3 separate regions of the Homo sapiens genome follow, and regions 2 and 3 are each linked to region 1. A link is a loop called in an ENCODE intact Hi-C map of the cell type or tissue named here. Cell type or tissue: Panc1. All regions are shown on one strand. Links, peaks and the distances in the headings refer to the core of each region. The heading gives the core; the rest is flanking DNA. Region 1 has its middle 42 kb from the start of LINC00550. Region 2 has its middle 67 kb from the start of LINC02342. Region 3 has its middle 570 kb from the start of LINC02342.

Region 1 (10,446 bases), core at 1,279-9,278:
ACAGAATTTATCATTGTCTCTTCTGTAAGCTTGGGTGAATTTTCACTGAGACTAAATTTTCCTGCATCCAAAATTAGAATTTAAAAAATAATAACTTAAGAATTTTATGTGGTTGTTATTACAAAAATCCTCTCATGCTGAATAATCTTGGAAAACATTTATTCTCTTCTTATATGCTTTATTGCTTTTATTTTGTGTGTGATGCTGATTACATTTAAATGATTTATGTGAACTGGACAGTGATAGAGAAGAAATAAGAATTAATTGCAAAGTTCTGTCTTGGGGAACTAGAGGAATAACAGTTTTGTTACAACTAAGAGAAATGATATGGGAAGTGGAAACATTATTTTGGTGTATATTTTTACAAGGTCTAGCTCAAACATTAGGTAAGGTCATTATGATATATTCTGCTACAGCCAGTTATCCATCTATCCATCCATTCATCCATCCATCCAGTTTCACTGGACTTTGAGAATTTATTAAAATAATACACTGTGCATTAAATGTGAATTTTGTTATTTTAAGGATTCCTTTTACATTTGTGTATGATTTCACCTGTATAGAAATACAGTCCAAATATAAGGAATGCAGATGGTTCAGGCTATGTGGGAAAGTTCTCTCTAGTGAGCATAAGTAATCAAATTCATATTAACATACATAATAAAAATGCAGAATATTTTTCAAAAATATTTCATACTAAATACTATTCTATATAATCAAACATCAGTTTCTTCAGAATAACGATTTATAGTTTCTAGAAAATTAAGTTTTTAAAATTTATTATAACCAGTTTTGTAATTTCAAATACAGATTGTTTCATATAGCAGTCCTCAAAAATATTTGAATTGTTTGATTCTAGTAATTTAAGAAGAATACTTGTAATAAATGATCTGCATTCTATAAGGAATCTTTAGAAGAACTAGAAAACTAGGTTTGAATATGCTTGCTGTTAAAATTAAATAAAATATTTTTTGCACTTCAATTTTTCTCGTTAGGCATAGTGGCAATATATTTATGCATTTTGTTTGGTGAGTTATTGCTTTTGAGTCAGTTTTTCTTATGCTCTCTTTATAATTATTTTTGCCCCCTTATTACAGAAAGCCTTATAATAGGAGAAAAGCACATGCTATGTTATCTGAGAAGAGTGAATTAGATTTTTAACTCAACATATCCTCCATATTTAAAACTCTGTTGGTTATCACCTTTTATCGGGGGAACCGGCCCCCGATATTTCAATGTACGTTCTTTTTTATTTTCCTTAAGTGTCAGCTGGTCTGAGAAATAAAGGGAAAGAGTACAAAACAGTGAAATTTTAAAGCTGGGTGTCCGGGAGAGACATCACATGTCAGCAGGTTCCGTGATGCCCCCTGAGCCGCAAAACCAGCAAGTTTTTATTAGCAATTTTCAAAGGGGAGGGAGTGTATGAATAGGACGTGGGTCACAGAGATCACATGCTTCAAGGGCAACAAAATATCACAAGGCCAATGAGCAGGGCAAATTCACAAGGCCAGGGTGAAACTAGAATTACTAATGAGGTTCCCGGTCCCACTGTGCATGCATTGCCATTGATAAACATCAGGAAACACGGGTTGAGAGCAGACAACCGGTCTGACTAAAATTTACTGGGCAGGAATTTTGTAATCTTAATAAGCCTGGGGGCGCTGCAGGAGACTAGGGCATGTTTCATCCCTATCTACAACTGCGCAAGGCAGACACTCCCAGAGAGGACATTTTAGGGCCCCCCCCCGGGAAAGCATTCTTTTCCCAGGGCTGTTAATTATTAATATTCCTTACTGGGGAAAGAATTCAGCAATATTTCTCTTACCTGCTTTCAGCAATAAGAGAAATATGGCTCTGTCCTGCCTGGCTCCCAGGCAGTCAGACCTAATGGTTATCTCCCTTGTTCCCTGAACATCGCTGTTTTCCTATTCTTTTTTCAAGGTGCCCAGATTTCATATTGTTCAAACACACATGCTTTATGAACAATTTGTGCAGTTAACGCAATCATCACAGGGTCCTGAGGTGACATACATCCTCATCTTACGAAGATGATGGGATTAAGAGATTAAAGTAAAGACAGGCATAGGAAATTATAAGAGTATTGATTGGGGAAGTCATAAATGTCCATGAAATCTTCACAATTTATGTTCAGAGATTGCAGTAAAGACAGGTGTAAGAAATTATAAAAGTATTAATTTGGAGAACTAACAAATGTCCATGAGATCTCCACAATTTATGTTCTTCTGTCACAGCTTCAGCAGGTCCCTCTGTTCGGGGTCCCTGACTTCCCACAACAACTTTGGCACCTTTGTATCCACCAATTATAGACCTTGATAGGTTTAATTTTCCACATAGTATAGTTTTATTGTACATTTTTCTTGCTTTCTTGGTGGCCAGTATTTTGGGGGACTCTTACTAATATATCCCACCTCCTCACAGAATAAAGCATAATACATTCCCTTCCTTTGCCCACAAACAGCCAAACTTGGTGGCACTAATTAGGCAGATCCACTCAAGACTTTGCCTCAGAAGATAGAAATAATGGAGAAGCCACACCTGTTGAATGCAGTGAGGACATCAAGCTCTTGAGTTTCAACTGTTGCAAGACTGACTTCTATTGTAGAATGAATGACAACATTAATCCTTTTTTCTTTATAAATTACCCAGTCTCAGGTGGTTCTTTATAGCAGTGTGAAAATGAATTAATATATCATCTGAAACTTCACATGAAATTTATTTCATAATATTTTGCATGTTTTCTGGCTCCTTTGTCCTACTTGGATTTAAATTAGTTGGACACATTTATGTTGTCCAGCCTCAATGTGTTACTGAGCTCTCCAGATCATTTGACAAATTACTTTCTTTTAGGTTTTATCTAATTTCCTCAAATTAAAGAACATATTATCAACATGTTGAACATCCACTTCATACTACTTTCTGAAGGGTCTATATGAAAAATTAAATTAAATTGGGTTCTCTCAAAAAATTAATATAAAACGAAGTAGATAATTTTTAAGGGAATAAATATGAAACTGGAGTTGAATAGTGTTTTCATTAGTTGTACTAAATGTACTTTCTATAAATTCTCAGAATTTTTATCTATAAAAATAAAACATTAATACCTATTTCATAAAATTGATATAAGAATAAAAGGAACTAATAATATAAAAGATAGTTGGAATGCTGTTTAGTAAGTAGCATTCATTAAAAAATAGTGTTTACTATCAAAGTTATTATAATAATTATTTGGGTTAATTGTGGGCAAGATAGTGGTCAGTTTTCCCTCTTTTTGGCATGGCTATCCTAGTACTTCTCTTAGTCAAATTTCACTATAAAAATTATACATCTATGTAGAACACGTAAGACCAAGAATTTCAAATTTGATTATACAAGTTCTGTAGCTAGCGTCTTGATGAAGAAATACTCTTCTATCTGCATATTGTAAATAATGTAAAACTTATTTTGCAATATTTCAATAAAAAGGTTTTTGTACTAATGACAAGTCTATGATAATGAGAGTAAAAGGGAAAATAATTAAGAAAAACAATGGAGTTTAATGGAGCTTAAGTATTTCTAATACAAGTCACTTTGCTTTAGAAAAATCTGGTATAATCTATTCTCACTGAAAGGTTGAATAACCTTATAATATGTGTCGAAAAGAAAAAATACATAGTAAATATATTGCAGCTATGTATTCAAATCCAGGGACATATCCATATATCAATATATAATGCATATACACACATTGGGATATAGAACAAATACTTTTATATATATTGCTGGATAAAAGCTTAGTGACATTAAATGTTCCATTCAATGAATATTTGATATTTAATGTAGACATTTATCATAGCTTCATTGATGCATTCTCATAGTTTTCTACATTTTTGGGCTTAGAAGAGATTTAATTTTCCTTCCTATTTTATGTTGTCTTTGTGTAAACTTGTGTGTGTGTGTGTGTGTGTGTGTGTGTGTATACAAGCTGGAAGACATAGATATAAGAATATGCATTTGAGAAACTAGGTAGGTATTTATATCAATATAAGTTAACTATAATACCTGATTTTTTGCTATTATCATATTTTATCAAATTAATATTGCTCTATGTGAATGTTTTTAAATATAACACTTCTCTCCAAAAGTTTAAACTAACTTAATTCTGTAAAATGTTAAGTCGTTAAGTAACTGAAAAGTTAATTAATATAACAATTTATTCTTAATCTCTCTCTCTCTCTGTGTTTCTGTCTCTCTCTCTCTCTCTCTCTCTATATATATATATATATATATTTGGAGTATTAACTTCAATTTAAGAATTAAGACTTTAAGAACATTTCTAAAATAACTCCAAAACCAAAGGTAAACCTTTCATTGTACCTAAACGTAATAATATCATTTATAATTTTAAGTTTTTAAATTGACTATATGGTCATGGCCTTCTTTTCCCTAGTTATAGCAAGTATTGCATATATACCTGGAATCCTTTAAACAAATAAAATAAGAAATATATATCCATTGCCACTCCTTCAAGCATGAATAACTTTAAAATACAACTTTCATAAAACTAGTGTCCATACTCTTTTTTATAATTTTTAATATTTTTCTTCCTAGAAAACCTTTAAATTAACATCTTTTGATAAACTGAAATTATCTCAGTTACATTTATTTTTCATAAATGGTGATACTCCTGGTGTTAAAATATGAAGAGGTTAATGAGAGAGAATTCTGGCAGAATAATAGTAAAAAAAATGCTTGAAAGATTGCATTTTGACAAATCAATAAGCTTTTGATGTCACATAATTACATTTTCATTTTGTCCTCTTCAGGTTGGTTATTAACACAGCAGTAGGCTGTCTGTCTGCTCTCTAAGCCAAGGTTAATAAACATGTTTACAACATGATATTTCTGTTGCCTCAGTACAAAATAAGCTCTGTTCTTATTTCTTGACATGCTCTTGTCGCCTTTAAAACATTAATCTCTGGGACTTTTGAAGTGGCAAAGGAAGCTAGGAAACAAATAGTATACCTATGTATATATATATATGCATAACTTTTGCAGGTTGAAAATTCTACAGCAGTTTATTGTCTTGTCTTTCAAGATTTTCTGATTTTCTTCAAAGAAATGTTTATGTTTTTCTAGGTAACCACTGTTCCACATTCAAATTTAGATGTGGAAATATTAATGTTTATAACATAGTTAACTATAAACTTCTACAGCATTTTAAAGAATTGTTTACTAACTACCTGTAAACCCAACTATACTTTCAATACAAATTAATTCATCACATATAAAGTAACATAACTGAGATGAACAAAATTAGTTTTGTCACTTTTTATTTAATTTTAAAAAATAAATTCTAATGAGGGTAAATTAATGGTGACTACTTAATTAAATTGTTAAATGTATCAACAAATACATTAAGTATATATAATTCAAATCAAATCAAAAATAAATTTTAGATACATGAAGCAAATGGATTAAAGTTTTACATTCTGACAAAAGAGAAGTATATTATTCACAGTGACTTTATTTTATTTACAATGAAAAGCTGTAGGTCAATAGAAACAATAAAAAATTACAATTATATTACACAAGGTATCGTAGAACACTCAAAATAATACTTAGTTGAAATTCAGTAAATAGCTATGAAAGATCTCTAAATATTATCCTCAATAGTTTTATAACTGATTTTTTTTAAAAGCATGTTTTTGAAAGTTTCTTAAAAGTTAGATTTTGCCAAGCATGGTAGCTCATGCAGGTAATCTCAGCATTTTCAGAGGCTGAGGCAGGAGGACGGCTTGAGTTCAGGATTTCAGGATCAGCCTGGGCAACATAGTGAGACATTATCTCTACCAAAAAAAAAAAAAAGTTAGTGTGGTGGCACATACCTGTGATCCCAACTACGCAGAAAGCTGAGATGGGAGGATTGCTAGAGACCAGGAAGACCAGGCTGCAGTCAGCTGAAATGGCACCACTGCACTCTAGTGTTGGAAGACAGAATGAGACCCTGTCTCAACAAACAAACAAACAAAAGGTTAGATTTTTGCCTATCACCAAAGATGCTTCATTACTTTTTAGACATAAATATATGTATGCATTACTGGACTTGACTTTCTGCTTCATTGTTGAGGCTATACTATTTAAAGCAATATTTGATAATAAAAATGCTTTTGAACCAAAGAAACTATGTCATGAAATAAGTCATAGAGAGTAATTTTTTTTCTACAGTTATTAAGAAAAAGAATTTCTAAGCACTATTTTTTTTTGTTCAGATTGGAAAATATCTTTGGTTCTTTTATAGGTCATAGTGATACAATCTTTATGTTTTACAAATTCATTTGATCATAAATTACAGTTAAAACAATTTTTTCAAAGAACATAATTGATTAAACCATATGTTTTAATTGAAATGTGAGACTATTGGAGGCTTCATCGTGGCCCCCAAAAAGATATGTGTACAGTGTGAATATTAATTTTTATGGCAAAGTATGTGATTAAGTAATTGAATGAAGGAGCTGGTCCTGGATTATCCAAGTGGGCTAAATTCAATTATAAGTGTTCTCAAAGAGTGAGACAGAGAATTATTAAACAGACACAGCAGAGGAGAGCACAAGGTAAAGATGGTCAAGATTTTATTGATGCAGCCATAAAACAATGAATGAGAACAGGCACCAGAAACTGAGAGATTCAAGAGGAGTTGCAGCCCCATCTACGCCTTGCTTTTGGAGTCGTGGCCTCCGGATTGTGAAAAAAATAAATTTCTGTTGTTTTAAGTGCCAAGTGTGTGGTAATTTGTTACAGCAGCCCTAAAAAACTAATAGATTAAACTAGCATTTTAACTAGTGATAATATTGAAATTAAATAATGATGTGGTTTATAAAATCTATACACTGAAACAATCACAGTATACAAGATCAATGGTAGTGTACTCAGTACACATTATAGTCCATTCTGCTTACAAAATGATAAAAGTTATTACTTGTAGAAGTTGAATCATTCTGCGTGTAAATTTTTTAAAACTTTAGTATAAGTTTTTAAGCTATAATTAATGTTTTCACTATAGAACTAACCTGACATTTTGGCTCCACTCTTGAAATGCGAAAAGTAAGACTTTAAAAGCATTTAAGAAATGATAAACACGAACGAGACTAATTTTAATAATGGGGCATTTTACTCTATAATATGAATTTTATGTTGTAGTCGAGATGTCTCAAATGGTTACAGTACATATTTCCTACCATTTTTATCAGTAACTCCAAATTTTTGACAGTTTTTCAAGAACTTAAAACAACGATTAGTATTTATACCTGTGTTGAGCCTTCCTTTCTGTTTCTTTAATAAACTGAAATATATTCAAGATCATTTGTGGTTAATAGAGTGCTTTTGAATTTTCACATGGTTCATAATATTCGTAATATTTGTGCCAACATCCACAGTGGGGTTCTGAGGCTGGGCAAGGTTTGCACTTTAAGAATGAGCAGAGATTCTCTCACTTTTATATAAGGCTGTAGAACAGCTTGAACATGACTCAGTGAGACAGGCCAATCTTCCTTGATATTCATTTGTCCTTGAGCCCTGTCACTCCATTTGTCAGGCTCGTCTCAATGGAAATAAGTGCCATTCATTTTTAATCGGTTGATATTACTTCTCTCACTGATAATCATCTAGAACGTTGTCTAACTACATGTGTTGCTATGGAGACCTTCTTGTATTCATCACAAATTTTTAATCTTTCAATACATGAGCAATAAAGAAGTACTAGCATTTTCCATGGACTTGCTCCCTCTTCATTTTTATTGGACAACATGAAATAGGATAAGTAAATTGCAGGATTAAAAAATGCATATAGCACATTATGTCCAGGAATTGCTCTGTGAATGAAGGAAATTTCAAAGCACAAATGGTTGCTTGTTTTGTGACAAGTTACAGCAGGCAGACAGCACATAGATTCCAGTACTGCAGCTTAATATGCCCAGCAATAATTCAGAAAACAATAGTTTTTGTTACTTTCACAACCTCTCTAAGAGAGTTTTTTAGATTCACTTGACTTCATAATATTGTTATTAACTTTTCAAATGTGCCAAGATAATAGGAAGCACAGTCCATTATATTTTTAAGCCTTCAACTTGTTTTTATTTTCTGCTTGGGTCTCCATAGCATTTAGTCATGTATTAATCAAATTATTCGTTTCTAAACATTTATGGACTGTTTTGAAACCTCATTCCAGGAAAACTTAAAGAAGCAAAATAGTAGAAGGCAATAGCCCTTGCCATAATTAAGCTAAACATAAAGACCTAAAATACACCAACAGAACTAAGAGCATATTAACATTAAGAGTATTATATAGAAAGTAAAAATCTAGAAAATATTATTATGTCACTGTATCAATAAAATGTAGAATTTCAGAAGAGGAAAATATCTATGTAATCTGTCACAGACACAATTGTTCTCAAGCAAGTGTTCTGAACACGGTTTCCTTTCTGTCTGAAGATTACTTAAAAGTTTTCTTAATTCTCCAGTATTCTCATTACTCCTCTCACTCTTCTTATTTATTAGCTCAAATGAGAAATAGAGTTTACCAAATAAGAACTCCATCAATTTCCTAATACAAAAATTTTGAATTTCCTCTAATATTCAGTAACTTTCCAATCACTTTCTGCTCTTTCCTGCCTGGCACCATAGTTCAATGTTTTTTAAACTTTGGTGCTCATCAGAATTGTTAACCAAAACACTAGATCCAGCCTAGGTCCTGCTGCTCACCACGCAGAAAATCAATCACTGAGACAATGAGTATTACCCAGGAAGATGGCTTTAATGGGGTGCTGTAGCAGAGGAGAAGGGAGATCAGTCTCAAATCCATCTCCCTGACTAAAATTAGGGGTTTATAATAGCAGGAAAGAAATACAACTATGTGTGAGAAAACATGAACTAGGGAGGGGTAAGGAAGCAATCACGAGCGATGAGGGGTCTGGCATCTCATTGTCTGGATGAGCTGATCTGGTGAGTTTATGTTCTTTGACAGTTTTTGGAGAACAAGGGAACATTTCGTAAGGAAGGAATTCAATAAAACAAATAAAAGCTTCAAGTTTTAAGACCAGAATGGTAAATTTCTATGTTTATCCAAAAAATCTGCCTATGGGACTATTGAGTCTGTTTCCGAATCACACGGAGGACTTGTTAAAACACAAACAGCTGCCAGGAGCGCTGGCTCACGCCTGTAATCCCAGCACTTTGGGAGGCCAAGGCGGGCGGATCACGTGAGGCTGGGAGTTCGCGACCAGCCTGACCAACATAGAGAAACCCCGTCTCTACTAAAAAAAAAAAAAATACAAAATTAGCCGGGCGTGGTGGCGCATGCCTGTAATCCCAGCTATTTGAGAGGTGGAGGCAGGAGAATCGCTTGAACCCGGGAGGCGGAGGTTGTGGTGAGCCAAGATCGTGCCATTGCACTCCAGCCTGGGCAACAAGAGCGAAGCTCCATCTCCAAAAAACAAACAAACAAACCAAAAAACAAATTGATTGGGCCTAGTTCTGGTATGAAACTCTCACATTTGCATTTCTATCAAGTTCCTCTAATGTTTTTTGGTTATAGAGAGATTATATATCAATTTTTAAACCATGCAATTATTTTTATATCTTTTATATGTAATATAAAATATGAAAAATATTTTGTTCATTGCTATTTCTGCATCCATAAGTAACTTTTTATTAATAAAACAAGACATCATATTGTAAAATTATTTTAATCAGTAAAAATTTGAAATTATTATTTTCAGATAAAAGAATAAAATATTTTTTACAATATGAGTGCATCTTTAATATTTCCAAGAAATAACATTTTCTTTATTTTCACACTGTTGTCCTAGTTTTCTTGCTTGTAATTTACTGTCTAGAATAGTATATTAGTCTAATTATAAAATATACATGCCTCTTTTTTTTGGCATTCAACCTGAAACTGTGAGCAGAATTCCCTAAAATTATCTGGAAAACAAAGTCAATGCTGTAATCAAATTTATTTTTTAAATAAATATTTGTGATATCTTCAATGTCACCAAAATAAAATCCCAAATTATTCAAGGGGAATTCTAGCTTCCATTGTAATGTCTTCCTTAGCCTTGCAATGAGAACTAACATCTACTTTTGAATTTCTGTATCTCTTTGCTGAGAAATCTAATTCAACATTTTTATTCATTCTGCTAGAATTGATGTTTACTTATCATATTGATCATACTGTGAGCCTCCTGAAGCCCAAATAATATGTCATATTCAGGTCTTTATTCTAGGAATATAATACCTCTACCACAGGATAGGGTACTATTACTGAGTTAATGAGCCAATGAATGAATGAATAGTAAAATAAAATTTAGAAAATACCAGGGAGAAGAAATTTAGGAGTCAAACAATAGAAACTTATCCAACCTTGCATCTTTTTTCAGTATTGGTGAGAAA
Region 2 (10,446 bases), core at 844-8,843, 120 kb before region 1:
ATTAAAAAACAGGTCATTTCTTCTGTGTTTTTTGCTGTCCTGAAGTCAACCAATCAGTAAATTGAGAAGTAAAGATGAATATTAAGTCGGGGAGAGGAATGGGAAACTGAAACAAGTGAGAACAAGGTAGAATGCACGTTGTTTTCAAACCATCACCAAGACTACAACTTTCAAGATGCTAGTTACTTGAAAGAGAAACTGGCCTCCAGCTGATACCTGGCTCTGAAAGGACTGAATCAGAAAGATCTAGAGGGTCTGTGGACCCAGCTGCTCCCTCACATCAAAAACCAGAGTTGATAAGTTAACTGATTTTTAAAATAAATAAAATTTGTCACACAGATAATTGAAGAAATATCCCTTATGTCTTTGGAGTTAAGATTCCATTAGATTTTGCATCCAACTTAAAACTCAGAATCTCCAGTAGGTGCATAGTCTTACTCTATTTTCTTGTTCAAGGCCTGTAAACAAAATTATATGTTATTTACTCACAATGGACTCTGTTAAATTACCAGGAAGACAATGACAAGGATGGCTAATCAAAGACAAAATAACACACAATAAACACTTTTGTTTGGACATGGAGAGAAAAGCCATCACACCACTGTCCCCAGTCCAAAGCAATTTTAAATTTGAGAAGTCGTATGTTTAAGGAAGTTGATGCAAGTTTCTTCAATCTTGTCTCTGAGAGAACTCTTGGATCCTTTCCTCGATGTTCCTTACCCCCATACTGAAGTCTGTTCTTCCCTATATATTATTCTCCGTGGCTTCACCTGAAGTGAAAGTTGGGGAATATGCTTTCCTTTGAGCCATATTTAGACTTTATGTTCTATTTTCTGTTAGAGAATTACTGTTATGAAGGTTTTATCAATTCTCAACTTTCTGAGCAAAGAGCTAGGATTTTAAATTGCTTAGCTATATAATTCCTTGGTGCACAAGTTCTGTACACCAAGTAACCACACATAGATGTTGTATCTGACCATAAAGCCAGGTATCTTATATATCTTTGTTTCTTCTCTCTCATGTCATTTTCATCAATTTAATGACATTTTTTGAAACCATCTGAAAGGGAGCTTTGTTAATCTGAAGTTGGATACAAAGTTGATTTACTTTATCTAACTCTAAGAAGTTTCACAAAGTTTTTGTTTCCCAAAGGCCTTTTTAAAGTGTTGTTATAGTCATTTGATTATTTCACTTTTTGGATTTAAGGCCAGTCAGACTTTTCAAGCTAAAATGCCTTTGACTTTAAAATATCTCTATTCCTTGCTCTCCACTTAAAAAACATAATTATCTTTCCTAAGTTGGTTTAATTATTATGATAGATTAAATAGTAGCTAAAACATTTCAGATTACTTTCAACAATTTCTGCTAGTGATACAGCCTCAGTGAACACATTGTTTGCCTTGAAAATCATTATGGGAGAGAGTTTTGCCAATCTTTGATGAGGTATAAGACAAATCTCTATCCGTGCATCCAGAAGTATTTGCTCTGTTGCCTGCTCCCTCCAGAATACTAAACCAATGGTTCTAACCTGCCAAGAAGGCACCTCAATATTAGCATCAATTTCTGTGTTAATTACACAAGTTTTTTACAGATAAATTTTCAAATCTTAGTGAATTAACCCTTCAAAAGTCATATTTGCATCTCATAACAGTGCAATGGAAGAGTTATTGGTAGGGTGGCTTTTTCTTTTTTCCCCCCCCCTTTTTTTATTATACTTTAAGTTTTAGGGTACATGTGCACAATGTGCAGGTTTGTTACATATGTATACATGTGCCATGTTGGTGTGCTGCACCCATTAGCGTAGCACTAAGACCTTCTGCTCAACAGCGTTTAAGAAAGGTATCAACAGTTTCTTTGGCTAGGCATCTGCTCAATGGATGTGATTATTTTTGTTGTTCTGCCATTTGCTAACACCCTATGGTCTTCTGATAGATCCTCTCCATTTTATTGGTAGATATAGAGAAAAAGACTCTGAAAGGCACAAACTGTAAATTTTAATGGGCCAGGTGTGAAGGAGGGAACAGCTTCTGCTCCAATTCAATTGATGTAAACTCATTTACATGGCCACACCGAACTACAAGGGAACCTGAGAAATCGATTGGAATAAAATGCCCAGGTTGAAAATAAACAGGTTTTAGCAAGCACATGGTAGTCTCTAACACAGAATACAGAATGAATTCTTTGATGACCATCTAGGTCTTAATAAAAGAGGAGAGTCATACAATATAAATGTTATTATAGTATGTTGATAGTTATGTTAGACTCACAGCTGAAAACCCTTTTCTTGGAGCCAATTAGTTCAATAAGCGTGTTAAGAAGGTGCTTTGAATCATTAATTCAGCGTTTAAGGCAGTGAGATCTGTGTGCAGTAACTGAGTCAAGTGTTGCCCACAACTGCAAGCTATTACCCTTATGGCAACCATGAAACAGATGGTCTCACAGGGCTGATTGGATCCTTCCAAAAATGCTTCAGAGGGATAGTTTTATGTGCCAATAATCAACCTCAAAAATGACTGGTAAGATTTTCCTACAGGGTTATTCCCTCTTGTGTGATATCATTACAGGAGCCTTACTCTTAGAATTGCTTGATGATGAATCATTCTGTAATTTCTTTTCTTCTTATATATGATATGGTTGCACTTGGGCCAGAGAAAGGCATTGCTTTGTGGTTTCGGGTGCTAATCAATTCCAAAACAGATGTTAGGCAAAAGACAAACTCAGTGAGAAAAAGTTGATAATACTTTATTGCCCAGATTTTATATCTTCCCCCAATTCTATTTACAGGTAATACATAAGCTATGATCAGATATCTGTAAATGGAATTATAAGATAATAAAACAGACCAGCTTTGTTCATGCATCACTCTTGAAATAAAATATGAATAGAATTCTCTAAGCTGATCAGATGAATAGATTTGTGTTCTAATAAGAGTACAACTCTGTGGGTTGGGCACGGTGGTTCACGCCTGTAATCACAGCACTCTGGGAGGCCGAGGCGGGCGGATCACGAGGTCAGGAGATCGAGACCATCCTGGCTAACACAGTGAAACCCCGTCTCTACTAAAAAATACAAAAAATTAGCCGGGCGTAGTGGCGGGCGCCTGTAGTCCCAGCTACTCTAGAGGCTGAGGCAGGAGAATGGCGTGAACCTGGAAGGCGGAGCTTGCAGTGAGCAGAGATCGCGCCACTGCACTCCAGCCTGGGCGACAAAGCGAGACTCCGTCTCAAAAAAAAAAAAAAAAAAAAAAAAAAGAGTATAACTGTGAATATCTTACAACTCTTATGTTGATCAGATCAATTTCCTTATCACTTGAATAAACATTGTGTCCAGATAGACTCTGCACTATTAACAAGTTATCTATGAATATTTCATTAATTCCAGCATGACTCATAGTATATAAACAATATCATTTGATATCAGTCAAAGTAGCCACCTTTAATCCCCAGAACACTGGTGGGTAAGACTGGCATACGTAAAGGGATCCTCCTCTCCAATTTTAGAGATAAGTTAGTTGAATTGTAATGTATTCTATGTATTTTTCATAAAGGGATAGACCAAGTATAAGTAACCAGATAAATCTGTAAATTGTTCTGTCTTCTACCTTAAGCTTATGCCATAGTTCAACACAGAAACACCATGCTGTATTTAACAAGCACCTTATTAAAATGAATTATAGTTGTTTCCTTGTTACCTGTGTAAAGACTGCAATATTAATACTATAAATTTTAGTTTATAATAACACCACTGAAGTTTTCATATCACCTTATGCATTAATGTAACACTAATTATTAGGAATTTACCATGGTTCTTATTAACTTCAACATTTTTTGCCTTTGAAAATCTAAGTATAATTAATTTGTATAATTAATATTTTAAAGCTACAGGTAGTTGGTATACTGCATTGATTATAGTAATAGTGTATTAATATTGGGTACTTTAAGAGTCAGAATGTCAAAAGGCACAAAGTAAGGTTTTCAGTTAATTGCCATACAATGTCTCTCATGGAATTCAATAAACTTGGAGGTTTTGCCAACCAATTATATAAGAACTTCAGCTCCAATATTTATAAGTTAGAATTATTTAGAAGGTAAATATTGTGTAAAGGTAAAGTAATGCTGACAAATAATGACAACTAGTTGATTATGAATCTTTTTGGTGGGTTCATGGTAAAGATACAGTATGATGGTTTAATGAATAGTGTATGATGGATTTTTTTAAATCCATAATGACCATCTTGCCAATTATAATCACTTTGGGAACTGGGATCCAAAAGAGAAAGCTGATCAAAATATGAAAGTGTGTGCCATTTTATTGCAAAAATAAATAAAAATATATTATTTTCAATTTTCAGTGGTGGGATACAGGACAAGAGGAAACATACATGAAGTCTGCAACTCACTTCTGGGTGGTCACAGTAAAACCCTCACCTGCCCACTTATCTCTCTTTTACACATTTCTAGTAGATGCTAATGATGCAACATATAGATATGCAAATTTAACTAACCTTACGAAAACAATTTTGTGCTTGTCTGTTTTAAAAAAGCAATAAACAATAATACATAAATGCTATAATAAATTCTGATTCTCAGTCCCAATATCTTGTCAGAATAGCTCCTTCCTTGATTGAAGGGGCTGAGGTACTCAGTTGAATAAATGAGCTAACTAGTATAGGAAGGGCTATGCTTTCTGGGACCTCCAGAGGTCAGTCTGTTTCTTTGTCTTTTCCAGCTTCTAACTGCTGCCTGTATTCCTGGGTTCTTTACTCTTTCTTTCATCTTTAAAGCAAACAATGGTGAGATGAGTCCTTTTATATCACACCATTCCAACTTCTTCCATTTGTAGGAGTTTGGGATTACACTGGGCACACCTAAATATTTCAGAGTGATCTTTCTAATTTGAAGTCCGTTGCTTAGCAAACTTAATTACATATGCAATCTAAATTTTTTTGTAACGTAACGTATTTACAGGTTCTGAGAATTAGGATATAGGCATCTTTGAGAAGCCCTTATCTCATTCCCTGCCTACCATAGGTACCTTTTGCTATACATTTTCCAACATGAATAGACTTTGAAACTTTGAAATAAAATCACCTTTTACATTTATGATTCATTTTATGGGTTATGAAAACTGTGCCTGACTAACCTGTGACATGGACTGCAATTACAAGCCACTGTGAAGTCAGTGAAACCAAAGTTTAGCAATAAAATATTTTAACTTTTAACTGAATGTATAGTTAATTTAACTCACATACATACATGTATACACACATACATACACACTCACATACACATGTAATCTGAAAACAGGAGAGACCTGTCTTACTTGTATGTTTTATTTGAATATAGAAGTAACAAAACAAAAAAAAAAATGTGTGCTGGCTACTAAAATAGTCTTGCAAAATTTGTTCTAGTTTTTAAATTGCTTTTATTTTACAAGGTTATGATTCTCCTGCACTCTGAACAACTCAATATAGTGTTTAGGTCTATTATCTATTTGTAGTCATAATACTGCAGGTGCAACTGCCAACCTTCCAGATCAGAGTCACCTTGGTTATAAGGGCGAACCAATTAAACTTAGGAAAAGTAAGCCAGCAAAGTGGTATTATTAGCTTTGAGATAATGATGAAAAGTTATAAAAATTAGTTGAGACTTTTCAAAATAATGATACTTGAGTTCAAAATTTGGTCAAAGTAAAAATAAACTATTCCTTTACAAATAATAGACTATAGTATTGTTGTCAGATGATTTTCAACCAAAAATGTATCTCACCATAAAAAAGAACCTTCTTTTAAATAACTTTTTTCTATCTAAGAGCACATCCATAACCTGATAAACCACAAAACCTGGGAGAGATATACATTAATTTAATAAGTATTTAGCAACTTTAAATTAGAAACTAAGATAATTCCTGAGGTAGAAATAGTCTTTTTTTTTTAACTGAAACTAAGCATGCAAGGTATTCATGCATATTACTAGAAACTATTTAGACGTATCTTGTAGTTCGTATTATTGTTTTATAGAGAAAAATGTTGTATTAATCCTATTGATTAAGACATATGGGAAATTATATTGTGCGGTACCCACAAATTTGTTACGTCTCTGATTTCTATTCTGTCTTATTTAAATTGAAAAACAAATAGAAATGAGAGTTTTTATCACAAATAAAACTTAGTTTCTGTGCCTATAGTATGTACATGTGTCTCCTGAAGAAACACTGTTTTCTGAAGAAACACTGTTTTCCAGAAATTTACCTAAAATAATTATTTGGCTGGGCTGTTTACTGTTATTTGCTTTTCATTGACAGATATCATTTCTTCTAATATCTGTTGTATGGCATTGACATATTTTACTACTAACACTATCCAATCTCTTATTTTTAGATCTAACTATAATGACTGCATTAGATACATTTACATTAATTTCCTGTTGTATAAAAATAATATGGCAAGATAATTACAGTGTTTTAAATAAACAATAAAATGCATTTAAATATATAAAATACAATGTGGGAAATATTTAAAAATCAATTTAATTAAACTTTAAAGAGTATATATATATATCTCTATCTTTCTATTTTTGAACTGGAATTTTTTTTTGTAATTAGAAATTATACCTTTAAAAATCTCTAAATTTCTGGGAAACTAAAACTGAAAGAATGACAGTGAGACCATGCACAAAATAGAAAAAAGAGAAAATTACTTGCAATGACTATAATTTTGAACTTCTTGAAATTTAGCACTTCAATATTAGTTCAGTAAAATCTGTATTATATTTTGCAAGTGCTAGGTACTTTCAATTTTAATTTTATGTGTGGTCAACTAACATGTGAAAATACATGGCTGTGCTTTGGTCAAGGATAGGCTGAGGTAGGATGTTTACATCCTGCGTGACTCAATGAGTCTAGAGCGCAAGAATATAACTCCACTTGTTAACATAACCATGTAGACATAACATAGAGAAGTTCACCACCATAGCCACAACATGGGGAACACCATCACTTGTCTCTAAGCCACTATTGTCTGTAAAAGGTATAATTGTCCTGTTGACACTGTACAGGGGTACTGGCCCCCAGAGAAAGAGACAGTCAGAGTTGTCTGTGTTTGCATACGGACAGAGGGGAGCCAGGACACAGCTCAGCTTGATCATGCCCAGAGAGAGAAAGAGTTAAGCTTCTGACCCTGAAGGCAAGGGAGAGCCGGCCATGCAGCTGTGTGTGGGGGCCACCTGACTAAGCAGCTAAGACAGGGCAGATAGTGTGAGAGAAAGCTGTTGATGACAGCTGCTGCTGAATAAAATCATTTTTCACCTGCCTACGCCCCACCCCGAGTGTTCTTTCTGCTCATCTACGTGCTCCCTCAGGACTTCAACATGACCTTTGGTGTAATTGTGAACCTGACAACATGATAGAAAAATTCACAGGACAAAACTGATGAATTTGCATTATTTCACAAAGAGTTCTGTGTAGATAACTCTTAAAATTTATCAACAAACAATACACACACACAACTTGCTAATAAGTATGATCAAAGATCGAAGTGTGTTCTTTTTATGAATCTAAAAGTAAACCAAAATGTGAAACTAAAGGTTTTAGAGTTAAAGTAACTCAGATATCCTCATCACCTGTGAACCGGATATAAAACTTCAGAAAGTCTCATAACTTTTCACTTTCAGGATTGTGTTCCAGATGGCTCTTCTGTCCTCCCATTAAACAGGGAGATTGCAGAATGCAGGCCGTCAACTGCACAAAGTATTTGTTGTTGTTGTTATTTGTCCACTGATGTATGTTTGGATAGAGTGCGCTTGTTTTATGTACAATTGGGGAGCAGATGTAGGTTATAGTAGCTCCTTGACCCAAACCCTTAGTAACTTGCTAATGCATGTTTGGTTATTTGGGTATGGTATGGGCATCGGCATCATATATTTGTGCAGAGTATATAAGGACATGATTTCTATTCTGGGTATAGTGTATAACAAATATATACTTTCTAGTCTTCTGAGTCATTCATCTTCTAATCAAGATCCATTCACCAAAGTATTTTCAGGCATTCCTACACAGTCTTGCCTGGGGAATGCTGCTGGGTCTGGGGTTTGAGTTCTATTTATAAAGCACGTGGTGAAACCACCTAAAACGACAACAAGTGGGGTTTCACTAAGTTTACAGATTATATCTTATAAAATGTTTTGTGACTGCTTGTCAATTTGTATATAATAAATATCTCTATGAGGTGCAGAATTTGGCGTCAGACTTAGTTTCATGTAATCTGCTATTGAGGTTGTGGAATAGAGTAGCTAATATTTTCCACATCATGTTTTTGACAGCTAATGCAACCAATCACTACAAAATATAGCCTCATTTTTGCATAATTAAGTTGATTTAAATCAATTCACAAGAAAAATTGAATAGTTTATTCGTGGGAATAAATTATTGAAAGGAACCCAAACACCCTAACAATAAATACAAAAGTCAGTGAACCCATGAAAGCATGACAGACAAAATAATGAATAATCATCTTCTTCTGAGCAAGGATCTTAGAATTTTAAAAATATAAAAATTCGAGCAAAGTCAGTCAAATGTTCTCTTTACCCCCAAATATTCTACATTGCACTCTCCAATTTTGTGTAATACTAGGAAAGAAGTATTTCTTCAATACAATTCATTTACATGGATTTCTTTTTTTAAAAAAGAGGGAGTCTCACTTTGCTGCCCAGGCTGGAGGGCAGTAGCAGGATCACAGTTCACTGCAGGTATGAACTCCTGGGATTGAGGAATCCCCCAGCTTCAACCTCCCAAGTAGCTGGAAGTAAGGGTGTGAGTCACTGTGCTACACAGATTTTTTTTTTTTAATTCTTCCTTGCTCACTTATATCTTCATGGTATTATAGCTAATGTTAAGAATAATAATAACATGATAGTGCATACTGATTTATATGTATACAAATATGTTGTATACAAACATAAGCATTTTTTTATTTCAAAGCATTTTTATTTGTTGTGTTTTATTTTTGTTTCTCTTAAGGTCTTGTACCTCTTTTGATTTGGGGGCCAGTTTTACTTCTAGCTTTCCTTGAGGTATTTATCTGAGGAAGAGTTTTAGGTTGGTCTTACTACATCTAATATGACATTGAGAGATACAGAAAGTCCTCTCTAAACTCAAAATCGTTCTTAAACTTCCCCTTTTCTGTTTCTTAAATTTATCACATTTCCTATCCCTAACATCACATGTCCTTATTTACATAGAAATTGGTTTTACAAATTTAAAATATAATCTTATAACTTAATTCATTTTCATACATTTCCTAATGTATCTAATCATCCTCTGCATAATTAAGTAAAACAGCTTACAACATTCAAGTAGACCAAAGAATACTCAAAAATAAATAAATAAAAGAAACAAAGGTAGTTTTGGATTAGTTACTTTACCTCAACTTTTTCATCTCCTTACAACTTTGAAATAGAGTCAGAATAAACAAGGGCCAAGGTAACTACTTTCACTTGCTTAATTTTGTCAAAATTGTCTCTAAATAAAAGAAATTTCCCGTGTTTTTCAGCTTTCCACTACTTTAAATAAGAGCAAAACTGAAAGCCATTCTTCTCTAAAGGTATGTGCCATGTGTTTGAATTCAAAAGCTTTAATTCAAACCTATTACTTCAGATTAAATATACATGAAGATCACCTGAAGTAAAAAAAATCATTATAAACCATATTAATATAAAAAAGTTCATATTTTAAATTTTACAGAAAATATTTGATTTGTCCCACTTTCTTTAAATACGTTAAAACTCTATTCTTTCTGACTTTGGTTAAACTTTTAAATTGGTGTAAACATATAAACACATACAATTCTCATGTGAATAAATGTTATCTCACATAGAACATGAAACCACTGCTTCCCAATTTCTGCAAAATGGTTGGAAATAAGCAGAATAATAACATATAAAGACAGGGATATTAGCCAAGTCTATTCATTATATGCAAATATTTACACACACATACACAATATATACATACATGAATATGTTATATAGAGAGAGGTATATTTACTGTTCTAAAATAAAACATTAAAATTTCATCATTGGGCTTTTCAACAAAAATGGTTTTGCTGTCTGTGGAATTATATTTCACTCTAATTTGGGATTATTAAAGTGAATGCATTAGCTTTCTATTTGCTGCTGTAACAGATTCCCACACATGTAGCCCATTAAGGCAACACAAATTTACTATCTCATGGTTCTAAAGGTGAGAAGTTCATGTGGGCTGGACTGGCTCATTTGCTCTTGGTTTCTGAAGACCAAAATCAATATAGCTTGTGTTCCTGTGCTATTACCTTCAAGCTTTCAGGGAGAATCTGTTTCTAGGCTCATTCAGGCTCTCGGTAGAATTCAGTTGCTTCCAGCAGTCCCTGACCTTTTTGGCACCAAAGACTGGTTTTGTGGAAGACAATTTTTC
Region 3 (10,446 bases), core at 813-8,812, 620 kb before region 1:
AGTATGTGCATTCATATGTATTTGGTAGGCACCAATGGATTTGAGATATAAGGGGAAAAACTTAAATAATATTTTCACAAAGCTAATCTGAAAATGTGCTAGACAGTGCCATTGGCCTGATTAATGAAGCTTTTATCCCATATTCTTCACCTAGAATATCAGATTTTTTGGATATAATAAGGACTGTCTAAGCAATAACAAACTGACTTTTAAAAATCAGAAAAGCATCTCAATAGTTGTTGAGAAAACTGTTGACAAAATTTAATGCCCACTACTGATTAAAAAAAAAAAAAAAAACACAACTCCCGGCCAATATAGAATAGAACGGAGGTTCCTCAACCTCATAAGGTACATCAAAGAAAATTACGACTAACATCATACTTAATGGAATAACCATATTATATGTCATTTCATAATATTTTCGCTGTTTCTTGGAACCATTGTTGTATAGAACATTACTTTTCTTATATCTTCTACCAACTTAGCTTCAAAAATCGGCTCTTCCTAAAACATGCTACTTCCTTTAGAACACAGGCAAAGCAGAGGAGGTCCCCATCACCCAATATTTCATGTATCATTAATTTATGAGCCCTCAGATATTTAAAAATAGCTTTCTGTTGCTTCAGTTACATTTTATCAATAATTACAATTCTCAGGTCTCAGATCGCATCCTTAATGTCTGGCACTTATTTTTGTGGAAAGGAGCAAGCCTTGAGTTTTCTGCTTTTTAAAATAATTTGCATTTTTATTTATAATGGTTATTGAAACTGTTTTCTTTCTTGAAATGTCTAGATTTCACCAAGATAACGTCAGCTTGATTACTAATGCGAGATGTTTAACCTGTTTTCTATTCTACCAGGTTCAATGTTATCACATTATATTTTTCTTTGTCCTTCCTAAGTTCTGGAAGTTGTATGTTCTGAATTGATACTAAAAAATAGTTTATGTTTGAAAGTAGAAAAGAAAGTCTTACCTTTCTTATAAAACAAGATACATATATTCAGCATCATGATCAGACTTTTGTGTTTAGCAATCAACAACATGGGACAAAAAAAATTATATATGAGAACCCTTTGTTGGAATGCTTTACACTTTCTATAGAACAGAAACTAAAATAACTTGTTATACAATTAGTCACAAATACAGTTCCTTGAGTTTTTTTTTTCCCATACACATGAGTATTGTCTAAAACATGTCTTCTTTGTAGCAGTGAGGTCCTGCCACCACTGGGCTTGGCTGACTCCACAAATCTTGTAACTTGTAGCTTCCCCGTCACTTCTCTGGCCCTCCTCTCCTGCTAAACTTTGTTTCCTGACAGTAATTAAAATCTTCTGTCACTGCCATAGCTACTGATGCTACTGAAACCATCATAGCCACCCTAGGCTCATAGTTTGGCAAAGTATAATATTACCCTCCACCATCATAGAGGTCAGAGCTTCTGCCTCTGAAGTTTCTGCCCTTCATGTGTCCAAAATTTGAAGATCGGTTATTATAATTGCCAAAGTCATTATAGCATCCACCACCTCCAAAACTACTCTCACCATTACTAAATCTGTTATAGCCAAGCCTGCTGTCACTATATCCACCATCACCATGGCTGCCACCAAAGCCACCTGGACCACTGAGGTTTTCTCGATAACCAAAGTTGTCATACCCACCAAAACCACCTCCACGGCCACTTCAAGAAAAGTTTTAAGAGCCACTTCGACCTCTTTGGCTGGGTAAAACACCAGCCACCTCTTGGTTCCACAGGGCTTTCCTTGCTTCACAGTTGTGACAATTCACAGGATGGTATTTCTGAATAACAGTCTTATCCAAGGAGTTATGATCATCAAAATGAACAAATGCAAACCCCTTTTCTTGCCACTACCTCGGTCAGTTATGATTTCAGTCACTTCAATTTTTCCCATCCTATTCAAAGTAATCTCTTAGGTGATGTTCTTCAATGTCCACCAACAAAGATCTTCTTTTTAAATAAAATTTATCAAAATGAAGAGAAATGAAATATTTATGATAGTGAATCTTCCCATTTATAAGCACAATAGATTTTTCTAATTATTGTCTCATTTATTGTCTTTCAGTCTACTTATGTTTTCATAAAGGTCTAATATTTCTAGGTGTTTATTTTGTTTGTTTGTTTGTTTTGTTTTTGCATATTGAATCTTTTTTGCTTCAACTTTTATTTTAAGTTCTGGGGTACATATAGAGGATGTGCAAGTTTGTTTCACAGGTAAACATTTGCCATGGTGGTTTGCTGCATAGATCAACCCATCACCTACGTATTAACCGCAGCATCCATTAGCTATTCTTGCTGATGTTCTCCTCACCCCCAACAGGCCCCAGTGTGTGTTGTTCCCGTCCATGTGTCCATGTGTTCTCATTCTTCAGCTCCCACATATGAGTGAGAACATTCGGTATTTGGTTTTCTGTTCCTGTGTTAGTTTGCTTGAGAATAATGGCTTCCAGCTCCATCCATGTCCCCGCAAAGGACATGATCTCTTTCCTTTTTATGGCTGCATAGTATTCCATGTTGTATATGTACCACATTTTCCTCATCCATTCTATCATTGATGAGCATTTGGGTTGATTCCATGTCTTTGCTATTGTGAATAGTGCTGCAGTGAACATATGGATGCATGTATCATTATAATAGAATGACATATTCCTTTGGGTACATACCCAGTAATGGAATTGCTGGGTTGAATGGTATTTCTGCTTCAAGATCACAAAGATCTTTTTTCACAGTTAAGTGGACACCTGGTCTTTGAGAATTTTGTCTTAGGGCAGCAGCTGTCTTTGGCTGCACAACTCTTCTATCCACTTTTTCTGTCCTTGCATTCATGGCTGCTTCTGCCTCTTCCACAGTGGCATATGTGACAAACCCAAAGCCCCTGGAATTCTTGGTGTTTGACTCTTATACTAGTCTGTGAGCATTCTGCCTTGCTCAAAATGGCTCCTCAAACTATCTCATGTAGAGCTTCCATAGCTGTCCAGGCTCTTTAGGAGACTCTGACTTAGACATGACAGCAGTGGAAAAGAGACAACGATGCTTTCCTGGTGGCGTCCACAGGCAGAAAGGATGTTACAAAAGGTTTAACTTTTTGGTCATACCTTTTGGATCTTGGTTTTATATACTAAGGGGATCAGTTCCTATCATATTTTCCAACTAGGCAGGTTACCATTTTTTAAAGGTGAACCACGTATTAGCAATAATTTATTATTTTTGATTTAAAAAATTCTATCTCATAATACCACAGTTACAGGATATTCCTCTGGCATATATTTTCTTTTAGATGCTATTATCTTTATTAATTAAAAATTATCTTGAGAGGCTTTTAGACATTTATGTTAAATTGAATGTTTATGGTCTATTTGTCTTCTTATAGATTGGATAGATAGAAAGATTGGGAAGCTAGTTACAAAGGTTGAATTGGAAGTTAGAATATAAATGTAAGACTCTACTTTAAAATCTGAAATTAACATATTTAGTAATATCATAATTGCTATCAAGTTGAACTATGGGAAATATTATGATCCGTAGTTGGGAATCAAATATTTACTAGTTGTATGAGTTTGATAGCTTTCCTTGATTCTTTTAAGCCTTAGTGCTTAATCTAAAAAAACGGGATAGTAGTATTACAAAATCAGAGTGTTTTGACAATTAGATGATATAATTAATGTAAAATGTGTAGTAGGATTTTAGTGAAGCGTTTTTAATGACAATGGACTATTAGTATTTATTACTTTAAAAATAATCTCATAAATCTTGTTATTCATGTAACTAAATGTAATTACTATTATTTTAGTGCAACCAAATATAGCATTTCTAAATTCAGTTTGCTGAAAATGCAAGGATAAAAGGATAATATAGAAAGTTGCCCAGAGCAACTTTCATCTCCAATTTGCAAATCTATGACCAGAAATCTCAGATAATTGGAACCTTACCACCTGGAAGATTTTAACTCTCCATTAAGGCCTTAAGATATCTAAAGTGTAGGTCAATAAACTGCTGAGCTGTTGTAATTGGACCCTTTAACTGATAATCATTAACTCGGAAGCAGGACAGTCCTTCTTTTATCAAAACAGAGAACAAACAAACAGAAATCCTCAAAACCAAAATCCAAAAACAAAAATGAAAAACCAAAAACTTATAAAGAACTGAAGGAAGGGAAACAAGTGTCTGATTTCCATTTTATCCTCCTCCATTAGGTGGCAGTGTGACTGTGGAGTATGAATTCCCACTAACCCTTTATACATTAGGGAAGATTTCAAATTGTTTCAGTCATAAAAAATGGCTTTTTTTCAGTGAGGTCTAAGAAATTCACAATTTAAAAAAAATTTAATAGCTGAAAGCATGGATCTGGAATTATGAAATGTTTTATTACCCCTCATTAACATAAAATAGCTTAGATAATACTGTGACATATTGTATACATAACAATTATATGCATTACATGAATAAGCATCCTTATTTCCCACACACCATATACATGAGCATTTCTACAACACAAAACTTGAAATTATAATTTCATTTGTTAGTCAGTGAATAACTGATAGAGAAAAAAGATGTGATTTATCTATTAGTCTTTGGTATTCAGAGATTCTTCTGTTTTTTCTAGAGGAGAAAAGGCCTCAAAGAGTGCTGTATTGGCATGGATAATTTTTTTTTTTTTTTTTTTTTTTTTTTTGAGTTGGAGTTTTACTCTAGTTGCCCAGGCTGGAGTGCAATGGCGCGATCTCGGCTCATGGCAACCTCCGCTTCCCGGGTTCAAGCGATTCTCCTGCGTCAACCTCCCGAGTAGCTGGGATTACAGGCATGCACCACCATGCCTGGCTAATTTTTGTATTTTTAGTAGAGATGGGGTTTCTTCATGTTGGTCAGGCTGGTCTCGAACTCCCGACTTCAGGTGATCCGCTTGCCTCGGCCTCCCAAAGTGCTGGGCTTACAGGCGTGAGCCACCGCGTCCGGCCAGCATGGGTAAAATTTTAATAGTCAATTTATAATGTAAACATACTGAGTGATGGAGAAAGAAAACCCCCCCCAAAATAGGGAAAGGAAGTGAAGGGGAAGCATTCGCTTAGAGTCAAGATACAAATTATTATTATTTAATTTTATTAAAAATTCAAATGAGTCTGAGCTAATGCTGGTGGGGGTTATCAGGTGGAAAAGGATGCACAGATATACTTCCTGGGGTATGTAGGTCCAAATCAGGTGCTTTAATAAGGAGTATATAGGCGTATACATGAAGGAAAATGAATTTCTGGAGAATCCAGAAAGAATGAGGTGGAAAATGAATTAAGGGAAGAAAATAAAAACAAGTCAGTTCACACTGATGTTTAGGGTACCTATAGATATATTTGTCTTAGTTGATATTGTCCATCGTATGCTGTTGAAACCCTCTTTCCATAGCAGCCTTATTTATTTATTTGTTTATTAATTAATTAATTTATTTATTTATTTTGAGATGGCGTCTTGCTCTGTTGCCCAGGCTTGAGGGCAGTGGCGCGATCTCACCTCACTGCAACCTCCACCTCCCAGGTTCAAGCCATTCTCCTGCCTCAGCCTCCCGAGTAGCTGGGATTACAGGTGCCTGCCACCCCGCCAGGCTAATTTTGGTATTTTTAGTAGAGACGGGGTTTTGCCGTGTTGACCAGGCTGGTCTCAAACTCCAGACTTCAGGTGATCTGCCTGCCTCGGCCTGCCAAAGTGCTGGGATTCCAGGCACAGCTTTATTTTCTTGTCTACAACTATCTTCTTTATTTTTTTCCTATGGTATTCATCAACTTCTTAATAGAATATAACTTAATTATTGTATTTATTATCCACTGACTACTATAACTGAAATGTAAGCATCAAGAAGCAAGCGTTTTGCTGTTTTGTTCACTAATATATCTGTAGTTCTAGGAAGGATGCCTGGCACATTGAATTCGTTTTCTTAAATCTCATGAAAATTAAAAGTATTTTTATGTAAATATAAAGAAACATGGGTAATTGAAAAATAGGTCATTCTAGAGGAAATGTTTTCTATAAGAAAAATTTTATTCTCAGTTATTTATTGTGAAGCAATGTAATTGAAATTATTTCTAATCAGCTCAGGAGAAAAGTCAATACATTTGAAAAATCTACAGAGATAAATGTGTAGACATTATCTAATGATCTCTGCACTGTTTTGATTGCTTTTTCAGATTTATTGAATTTTAAAATTGTTTTTATTTTTAAAATTAGATACAGTATATGAAAGTTTATAACAACATTAATTTTATTCAAAAAGATTTTTAAGCATACTACCTGACACTTTCATTAATTTTGAAACATGGGTTTTTCTTTTCTTTTATACTCTACTTATTCTTTAACGATATTAGTCTATTTTGTAAGTCAGTACACATTTCAATTCCTGGCCTCAACTAAAGAAAATAGCTTATGCTGGTTAGTCACTCAACTAGAGCTTGGAGTAGCACTCAAATCCTTGTTGAACAAATGAATTGCTAAACACTAGAGTGATGCATTAAAAGCATACTGAGCTTAATGAACCTAGAATAAAATGAGGAGAGTAACCACGATTATTAAAGGTCATCAACAGTTCAGCAAATGTAGAAGCTTGTCCCTATATTTCATCTTTATAACGTGAAGACTTATTTTCACAAAAGGAGTCTCATTAGGTATTCTTAATATGTGTGTAGAGTCATTAGCCTTCAAAATAAAAATTGTTGATAAAGTTGTCACACATAGAAAATCACTTTGAGAGAGCCACGAGCTTGAGAGTATACATATCAATTATTTGCCCAATGAACTAATAATCCCTTGGCAATCTTTCCTTTTTAAATATTTAAAGAAGTGATCTAAGTCCCAATATCAGGAGACGAAAGGCAGAGGATCATGTAGGGACTCATGGTTAGTGGGAGAGACTGGCTAGAATAAAGGAATGTATAACAGATTTTTAAAAATAATAATTCACTTGAAATTTTATTGATATTTTTCTCATCAGATAATACTGTATCAATTTGCAATTTCTGGCACGAAGTGGCTGCCAATAGACGTTTGCGGAACAAATGGGATATGTAAACACATAAGGGGATACAACAAACAAAAATATTTTAGTTGCTTTTCTTCACAAATTAAATGCTACAGAATTGCACATTTTACTTATGAACAAAATTCTTGAATGTATACAGGCATAGTGAATATATTATGCTTGTTTTATTACTAATATTTCATAATCAGTAGTTATGATTAAATTGATAATATTTTAGTTGTTGTTTTGAGAAATTATTTTCTTTTCACTTTTAATTCTGTTATGCTTCATATTTCATATTAATATTGTAGATAATCACTTTATAGTAAAACTATACTAAAATATTGTTATAGGATAGTAGCAAAAATAAACATATAGTGTTGTATATTAAATTATCTGTGCACTCATAAGGAAACATAAGTTCCAAATTGGCACACTTAATTATACTTAAAGAAATGCATGTTTTTTACTGTATAAAATACAGGCACTGTCATTTTAATTCATGGGCTTTTATATCATTCAGATATCCGCAAGTTACTGAATTGTTTTCTTAAATCTAATGAAAAGTAAAAGTATTTTTATGCAAATATAAAAAGTCATAGGTAATTTGAAGATAGCTAATTCCAGAGGAAATGTTTTCTGAAAGAAAAATTTGATTCTCAATTAATTATTACAAGCCATATAATTATTTCTAATCAGCCTTGGAGAAAAGTCAACACATTTGGGAAGTCTAAATATGAGATAAAGGTCCCAGAATGTATTAGTTATTAATTGTTTTACATTGTGGACTCTAAGCTTATGTTAAAAATAAAGATTAACCATGCATGTAATAAAAATCTTTATTGCAAATAGCAGGAATCATTATATGACATAATAATTGTGTTTAAATTATAATTTTCTAAATTTTTTAAACAGAATCCAATTATACTATGGTACAAACCAATGTTATAAGCAACTTAAGTACCTCTTTAGAAACAGGCAATATGAATTATATCTGATTATTTTCAGTCATGTGAAAAGTTATTAATTTTATAAAGCTCTGAAAAATATACAAATATTTCACTTAGATAGATATAACCTATCACTGAGTTATATTAGTGAGCTGGAAAATGTATAAAATGTATGCATTATTTTCAATATAACTCTTTTTTTTAGGTACATTTGGTTTTAAGGAGTATGCAGTTTGTATCTTTGTGTATATGTTCAAGAACACAAAAGTTTATGAGTGAATATGCATGATGCAAGAAGAAAACAGAAATATATAGATTTATTTCAGCACCATTGATCTGATTATTTTAGTAGTTTCACCTGATAACTAATTTACAGTCTGATGTTTTTATGCCAAACAAACAAACAAAAAAACATTATGAGGTGCATTACTGTTCACTGTATAAGTGCTAAGATGTCTCTTGGGATAATTATGAAGACAGACATAATTGGCATGACCTAATCATAGAACACTTAGTGTCCTCTAAGGAGGGATGGAGTTTTGAGATGCTAATAGTGCCTATCAGTTAAGTTTGATTTTCACCTTTATCTCTAACAGATTCATGGAAGACTTCTAAAGGAATAAGGGTGGAAGAACAGTCATAGAAAAAAGGAAAATACTGAAGTGTCATTTCACTACGTCTCTATAATATATTTGACAAAAAAAAGAGTAAAGCACTGCATATATGTCACAATGTATAATACACAAAAGAATTTTTATTGTTGTTTTTAGTTGTTTATTTTTGTTTTTGCTGTACTTTTCAAGACAACATTACTTTAAACAAGCATACCTTCAAACACTAGCAGTTTTACTTCAGTTAATTGATAATTAAAACAACAAACATGTTTTTCATACAGCTAGATAGGCCCTCAAACTTATCATGTCTTAAATTTTTCTACTTTGGTTACACCTTATAACAAGAATTGGACTTTGTACTACCTAAAATTTATGTATTAATACGATACATTTTCTAATTTTTTAAATTCATTTTCTGGTAGCTTTGTTTGTTTGTTTTTAAACAGGATCTTACACTGTCACCCAGGCTGGAGTGTAGTGGCACAATCGCGGCCCACTGCTGCCTTAACCTCCCACGCATAAGCCATCCTCCTACCTCAGCCTCCTGAGTAGCTGGAACTACTGGCACATGCCACCTCACCCAGATAATTTGTTAATTTTTGTAGAGATGAGTTTTTGTCATGTTGCCCAGGCTGGCCTTGAACTCCTGGGCTCAAGAAATCTGACCACCTTGGCCTCCCAAAGTGTTGGGATTACAGACGTGAGCCACCATGCCCGGACTTCTTGTGTAATTTTTTAAAAAAATGTTAATGATTAAAGTGCTAATGCTATAGGGACTTTAAGGATGATATTTAAGAGACTCCACAGTAAAATATATCTAATTTCTCAGTATTATTTTTTATTACTCCAGTGGTACACCAAGTTTTTAATGTAACTCACAAATAGAGTACATTAAAGAAATATAACAGAAAAAAAAAAAAAGAATCCACATTAATCTGGAAAGGGTAACAAAATTAAAGACTATATCTAGAAATACCCCAATAATTTTTGGTATTCCAATTGGTTAAAAACTTCTGAGATTTGCAACATGATGAACAAAAGTATGTTTTACAAAAGGTTTAAAAATAAATGCTTCTTGACTATCATGTTCAAACCACTTCATTAGAAATTTAGGACTTAAATAGTATTGAATATTTGAAAAATAACACATCATTTTGAATTGAGTCATATTAAATAAGCAAATGCATTTTGCCTTTGCTAATCTTTTATGTATTTTTTCTATATAACTAGATGTACATATCTATGTAAATGTTATCTATATATATATATATTTTAAACCAGAAGCTAGGTTATTTTTTAACCAGAATCTAGTTGTTTCACAGATATTTTTTCCCACCAAGTAATAGACATGTTGAATAATAAAACATATATTATGACATGTTAAAATGTGCACTGGAAAGAAAAATATCGAAGTATTTAATTTCCTTTATAAGAGATACAATAATGGATGTTATATCTTTGAATATGAACAGAATATATTCTATCTTTAAAAAATACTAATTGATTACTGATATATTTGTGTTAATTGATTTAACTTCATCTATTTATTTTGGTGAAGAGAAGTATGGGTGAAAGAGTAGAAAAGGACCATATGCATAAAGGAGAAAAATAATGGGTGCCACAATGTAAAATGTTTACTGTATAAAATTCTATGATATAATTATAGTGATGATTATGATGAAGAGGAAGTTTATCATTATTTTTACACATTCAAAACACGTAGAAATATTAAGTGATTACCAAAGATTATACTTATAGTAAGATTTAGAGCCAGAGATTGAGCCCAATATTTTTGGTTACTTTCTAATTAACATTGTATAGTTCTGCCTCTTGTTTCTTATCTTAGTGTACATTTTATACATTTATCAG

What was found. Peaks named below come from ENCODE experiments on the same cell type or tissue, not always from the same donor. Only the 100,000 strongest peaks of a DNase experiment are listed, where the experiment ranks them.
Region 2: a loop joins it to region 1, with 2.4 times the contacts of the local background. A loop is called at or near these places in 6 of 110 quality-filtered maps.
Region 3: a loop joins it to region 1, with 4 times the contacts of the local background. A loop is called at or near these places in 30 of 110 quality-filtered maps.

Annotation. Positions count from the first base shown.
Region 1 is chr13:68,921,648-68,932,093 of GRCh38, forward strand. No RefSeq gene overlaps it. Among named protein-coding and RNA genes, the nearest start is that of LINC00550, 42 kb to the left of the region's middle. In Panc1, for the core only: CTCF peaks have their summits at 5,941 and 6,143; a DNase peak (open chromatin) is centred at 5,974; H3K27ac peaks cover 1,987 bases.
Region 2 is chr13:68,806,162-68,816,607 of GRCh38, forward strand. No RefSeq gene overlaps it. Among named protein-coding and RNA genes, the nearest start is that of LINC02342, 67 kb to the right of the region's middle. In Panc1, for the core only: CTCF peaks have their summits at 4,698 (motif pointing right) and 4,904; a DNase peak (open chromatin) is centred at 4,705.
Region 3 is chr13:68,300,281-68,310,726 of GRCh38, forward strand. It overlaps the pseudogene HNRNPA1P18. Among named protein-coding and RNA genes, the nearest start is that of LINC02342, 570 kb to the right of the region's middle. In Panc1, for the core only: CTCF peaks have their summits at 4,216 (motif pointing right) and 4,419; a DNase peak (open chromatin) is centred at 4,211; H3K27ac peaks cover 563 bases.